Regions from separate parts of the Homo sapiens genome. Here region 1 is linked to region 2. A link is a loop called in an ENCODE intact Hi-C map of the cell type or tissue named here. Cell type or tissue: Panc1. All regions are shown on one strand. Each heading gives the region's core, and the rest is flanking DNA. Links, peaks and the distances in the headings are about the cores only. Region 1 overlaps JHY (junctional cadherin complex regulator). Region 2 has its middle 35 kb from the start of SNORD14E.

Region 1 (2,920 bases), core at 106-2,605, 110 kb before region 2:
TGAACCCAGGAGGCAGAGGTTGCAGTGAGCCAAGATTGCGCCACTGCACTCCAGCCTGGGTGACAGAGCAAGACTCCATCTCAAAAAAATAAATTAAATAAATAAATAAATAAATGTATAGAGCGTGCTAAGATCAGTGACTGGCCCATAGCAAGTATATAGGTATACATATAAGTATAAAAGTGTTTGACATTATTTTTATTTGACCCAACACATTTTGCACCTAGTAATTTATCCTAGATATTCGTGTGCAGTTTTGAAATCACATCTGTACAAAATTGTTCATTTCAGCCTTATTTGTAATAGCAAAAGATTGGAAGCCACCCAAATATCTGTCATTTGGGGAGTAAATAAGTTATGGTACATCCATACGGTAGAGTACACTGCAGCTGTTAAAAAAAAAATAAGGACACTTTCCATGAACTATGAGGGATAACTTACCAGGATTTCTTATTAAGAAAGAAATTCAAGGTGCAGTATGTTAAAAGTGGAGAGGGGCCAGGTGTGGTGGCTCATGCCTGTAATCCCAGGACTTTGGGAGGCCAAGGCAGGTGGATCACTTGAGGTCACAAGTTTGAGACCCGCCTGACCAACATGTGAAACCCTGTCTCTACTAAAAAATACAAAAATTAGCCGGGCATCGTGACGGGTGCCTCTAATCCCAGCTACTCGGGAAGCCCATGAGAATTGTCTGAGCTCGGGAGGCAGGGTTTCCGTGAGCCAAGATCGCACCACTGCACTCCAGCCTGGGCGACAGAGTGAGATTCTTGTCTCCAAAAAAAAAAACCAAAAAACAGTGGAAAGGAATAAAAATATATATTGTATTTTCATGGCACGCATAAGAAATTGTGGACGGCTACAAAAGCAGTTAATTGCAAGAGGTGGAGGGGGAATGGGCGGGAGCACAACTTTTTACTGTGTACCTTTTCAAATCTCTTAATTTTGAACCATACTTATGTATTATCTTTTAAAAATTAAAATGGAAAAATAGCAACAAAAATAGGAGGAGACATTTATAGTATAAATTTTGTAGTAACCCTTATAACTTCACACCCCTGATTGCTAACCTCCTAAATTGCATTTTATGCTTGTAATTAATGGCTTAGGGTAGAACTATTGATTTTTAAAGTCAATTGTTCTATAGTCTTTTTGCCATTTTGCATAGATCTGCTGATTGTACATTAACATACATTGGAAAAATCACCTTTGAATACATGACAAAATCTTAATCACATGATGTGTGAAGCGAGGAACCGATGTAAAAACCAACACACACTAGAGGGCACCTAAGTATCACGGTCAGGCAGTAACTTTGCTGGTGAATAATCAGTTCTTACTTTTATTCATGATTTGTTCACTAGCCTAAAGTATTTGTCTGAAACTCATTCCACTTTGAGTCCATTTGTAATCCACCGTTAAAGGAAACTGTGTTTTGAAAAATCAACTACCTTTCTATCTTGATTCTAATGTTACTTTAAAGACTGATGAAGGTGAAATTTAGTATGGGTTCAGAAAAGAGTTAGAAATGCTCTATACATGTTATTTGACTTTTTCCTTGTAATTTCTTGGAAAGAAATTACAGATAGTTTACAAATGTGATATGGTTATTGAATGGCCTATAGTCAAGACAATATAAAGTCACAAACAGTTCACAGTCCTACCTTCAATTAACACATCTTTGTGGCTGTTGCTGAGACAGCAGGTCAGTCAGCCAACAGATATTTATTGAGCACCAAATATGTATTAAATATGAGGTACTCCTCTCAATGCTGGGATATTAACAGAAAACAAGAGAGGCAGAGCACCTATCTTGAAGGAGTTTACATTCCAGTCATACGGCAAAGATAAGAACCATGTAACAAAATAATTTCAGATACTGATAATACCTCAAAAGAGACTGAATAAACTGTATTTAAGAAAGTGATGAGACTGAGCGTGGTGGCTCACTCCTATAACCCTAGCACTTTGGGAGGCCAAGGCAGGCAGATCACCTGAGGTCAGAAGTTCGAGACCAGCCTGACCAACATGGAGAAACCCCATCTCTACTAAAAATACAAAATTAGCTGAGCGTGGTGGTGCATGACTGTCATCCCAGCTACTCAGGAGGCTGAGGCAGGAGATACGCTTGAACCCGGGAGGTGGAGGTTATGGTGAACTGAGATTGCGCCATTACACTCCAGCCAGGGCAAGAAGAGCGAAACTCTGTCTCAAAAAAAAAAAAAAAAAAAAAAAAAAAAAAGAGACAAAGTAATGAGAGAGAATAAAGTCCTTTATTTAATAAAGTGATGACTTTAATAAGTAAACTGGGGGTTGGGCATGGTGGCTCATGCCTGTAATCCCAGCACTTTGGGAGGCTGGGGTGGGCGGATCACCTGAAGTCAGGAGTTGGAGACCAGCCTGGACAACATGGTGAAACCCCGTCTATACTAAAAATACAAAACTTAGCTGGGCCTCGTGGTGCGCACCTGTAATCCCACCTACTCAAGAGGCTGAGGCAGGAGAATCACTTGAACCTGGGAGGCGGAGGTTGCAGTGAGCCGAGATCTCGCCACTGCACTCCAGCCTAGGTGACAGAGTGAGACTCCATCTCAAAAAAAAAAAAAAAAAGGTTAAACTGGGATGTCTAGCCAGGTGCTTGGGGAAGGTCTCTCTGAGGACGTATCATTCAAGTGGAGGTGCGAATGGATAAGAAAGAGAAAAGTATGCAAGATCTAGAGGAAGAGCTTTGGTTGGCCCCATCCCTGGTAGCAGCATTTTTGCTAGGGAACAACGAAATATTGGAGAAAAACTAAAACCAAAACAAAATACTGATTTGAGAGTCAATCATGGATTAAATCCTGGCTCTTCAGCATAGCCCGTATTAGCTCAACCTCGTCTCCACCAAAAAATGCAAAAGTTAGCTGGCCATGATGGGGCACGC
Region 2 (2,920 bases), core at 256-2,755:
ATAAGATTTCCAATTCTTCCACATGTTCACTAACATTTGGTAGTATCTTCTTTTCTCATTTTTGCTATCCTGGCTGGCCATTTAATACCATTAATTCAGCAAACACTTATTAAGTCTCCACAATTTTGTGCTGAGTGCCTAAAATCACGTAAACATGAATCAACTAGGTACTCAATAAATATTTGTTGGCTGATTTTCCAGATGTTGGAGACATAAAATTAATTAGACATGGACTCTGCTCTCAAGGATCTTAAAAGTAAATATGTAGTGAAAGACTGATGACCAGCACATAAATAATACAGTTAAAAAAGCAATAAGGGCCAAAAGGAGGGGAATTCAGAAGAAAGAAAAAAATCTTTTAATTTAGAAAGACTCAAATCAAGGGAAACATCCTTGAGTAAGTGGCATTTGAGTGGGTTTTGTAAGAAAAAAATTAGGATTTAGTTATGCAGAGGTGATGGAGAACAGGGGTAGTGGCTAATATTTCAAACAGATAGAAGAGCATGAGTGAGGCTGTGCACGGTGGCTCACAACTGTAATCCTAGCACTTTGGGAGGCTGAGGCGTATGGATTGCTTGAGCTCAGGAGTTTGAGACCAGCCTGGACAACACTGTGAAAATCCAACACAACAACAACAAAAAAAAACAAACACAAAAATTAGCCAGGCATGGTGGCTCGTGCCTGTAGTTCCAGCTACTTGGTAGACTGAGGCAGGAGGAGCCCTTGAGCCTGGAAGATCAAGGCTGCAATGAGCCAAGATTGCACCACTGCACTCCAGCCTGGGTGCAGAGTGAGACAGAAGGAAGAAGAAAGAAAAGAAAAGAAACCTCAGTGATAAAGATTCTCCAGTCTACAAACTGCACACTAGGAGCTTTCTGAACACTTTCAATGCCCAGAGGTATTTTGTTTGGTCTTTTCAATCTTTTTTTAAAAATTTAAATTTGAATGCATTTCATAGAGCATGCATTTTGTAATTCTAGTTTAGTCGATACAAGATCCTGTTGTCCTAAACCCCTCTTCAGCCTCTTCATAGATTTATGGTATCCACCTGGCATCTGAGGGATTTGTGTTTGAGAGCATGGAGTTCAATCCGTTTGTTTTACACATAAGAAAACTGAAGCTCCAAAAAAGCTAAATGACTCAAGGAAGTACTGAGAGTCAGTGGTGGAGTTTCTACCTGGATTCCAGCCTCTTGATGTCCTGTCTGAGCTTCTTTTGCAGAGGCTGATAGACCAAGGAGCTCAGTCACTCTTAGATAAACCCGCTTTGGCTATCAACAAATATGTATGTTTGTTTTTCCTTGAGAGAAGTTTTATAAAGGAAGATGGAAGGAGTTCAAGATTCCTAGGCAAAGAAGAGGACAGAGGCTGAAATGTGCTTCCTTTTTTTCATTTTGCTTGGACCTAAATGGCAGGAAATTTCTTAACTAAAATTAAAAAGCAACTAGAATATCTCTTCCCATCTCATGAATACGTTGCTTTCTAAAGTCAACCGAATCCAAGCAGCTGACTTTCAAAATGGGGCCGAAGGAGACTCTAAAGTGCCACCTGGTGGCCATCTTCAGCACAAGCGAAAAGGAAAAGGGATTGCAGTGAGATCTTTGATCCAGGTAGGGCTGATAGCGTAGAAAACTCCCCAGCGACAAAAGTGGTATTAAAAGTAACAAAAAAGGCCGGGCGCGGTGGCTCACGCCTGTAATCCTAACACTTTGGGAGGCCGAGGTGGGCGGATTGCCTGAGCTCAGGAGTTCGGGAACAGCCTGGACAACACGGTGAAACCCCGTCTCTAACAAAATACAAAAAATTAGCTGGGCGTGGCGGCGTGCGCCTGTAGTCCCAGCTACTCGGGAGGCTGAGGCAGGAGAATTGCTTGAACCTGGGAGGCGGAGGTTGCAGTGAGCCGAGATCGCGCCACTGCCCTCCAGCCTGGGCGACAGAGCGAGACACCGTCTCAAAAAAAAAGGAACAAAAAGGCTTTATTTGACCTGCGGCCAAACCAATGGAAACTTCAGTGGAGGTGGGTTAGAGTGAAGTTCAGGACTTTTAAAGCACTTGTGAGAATGTCTTCCCACAGGACTAAGGAAACAGGTGATACAGAAACAGATAAGGACATCCGGTGAAAGGAGTAAGGTAGGAAGAGATGAGGGTTCTAACCCTCCTACAGGCTTGGGAGTACTTAGCCTGGAGATATTTCTCCAAGCCTTCAAGTTGTCTGCAAGACAGTTCCATATATATGGTGTTTTTCAATATATTTTTACAAATACTATTTATGTTTTAAAATATTCATTGAACATGGAGAAACACCATCTCTACTGAAAATACAAAATTAGCTAGGCGTGGTGGTACATGCTTGTAATCCCAGCTACTCGGGAGGCTGAGGCAGGAGAATCGCTTGAACCCATGAGGCGGAGGTTGCGGTGAGCCGAAATCGCGCCATTGCACTCCAGCCTGGGCAACAAGAGCGAAACTCCGTCTCAAAAGAAAAAAAAATGCATTCAATTTATTACAGGTTTATAACATAACCACAATAAAAGAGGTGAGAAAAAAGAATTAAGTAACTTTGGACTGTTATTTAACTATGTACTCTAAACGCAAAGAGCACACAAATTTTACTGTATTTAATAAATTTGTTTTTCACAAGGCTGTAGGTTGGAAATTCTAAAACTGTTTTATGTGTAATCTAGTGTTGAACAAATAAGTAAATACATTGTGAATAATAACCACCGAATTTTTTACTGTCAGAGAAAGGAATTAAAAACAAGAAAGGGAAATAATAGAATGAACCCTGAGAGCTGGAATGGAACTGGAGGTATCAATATAAAATAATAGGTTTTTTTTGTTTTTTGTTTTTTGTTTTTTCTTTTTTCAGACAGAGTCTCTCTTTTGCCCAGGCTAGAGTGTAGTGGTGAGATCTCAGCTCA

The links. Peaks named below come from ENCODE experiments on the same cell type or tissue, not always from the same donor. Only the 100,000 strongest peaks of a DNase experiment are listed, where the experiment ranks them.
Region 1: it touches region 2 in a loop (8-fold over the local background); 46 of 110 quality-filtered maps call a loop at or near these places.

What each region holds. Positions count from the first base shown.
Region 1 is chr11:122,909,697-122,912,616 of GRCh38, forward strand. The region is part of intron 3 of JHY (junctional cadherin complex regulator); the gene reads left to right. Among named protein-coding and RNA genes, the nearest start is that of JHY, 28 kb to the left of the region's middle. In Panc1, for the core only: a CTCF peak has its summit at 1,255 (motif pointing right); a DNase peak (open chromatin) is centred at 1,263.
Region 2 is chr11:123,021,758-123,024,677 of GRCh38, forward strand. No RefSeq gene overlaps it. Among named protein-coding and RNA genes, the nearest start is that of SNORD14E, 35 kb to the right of the region's middle. In Panc1, for the core only: a CTCF peak has its summit at 1,557 (motif pointing left); a DNase peak (open chromatin) is centred at 1,517; H3K4me3 peaks cover 980 bases; H3K27ac peaks cover 505 bases.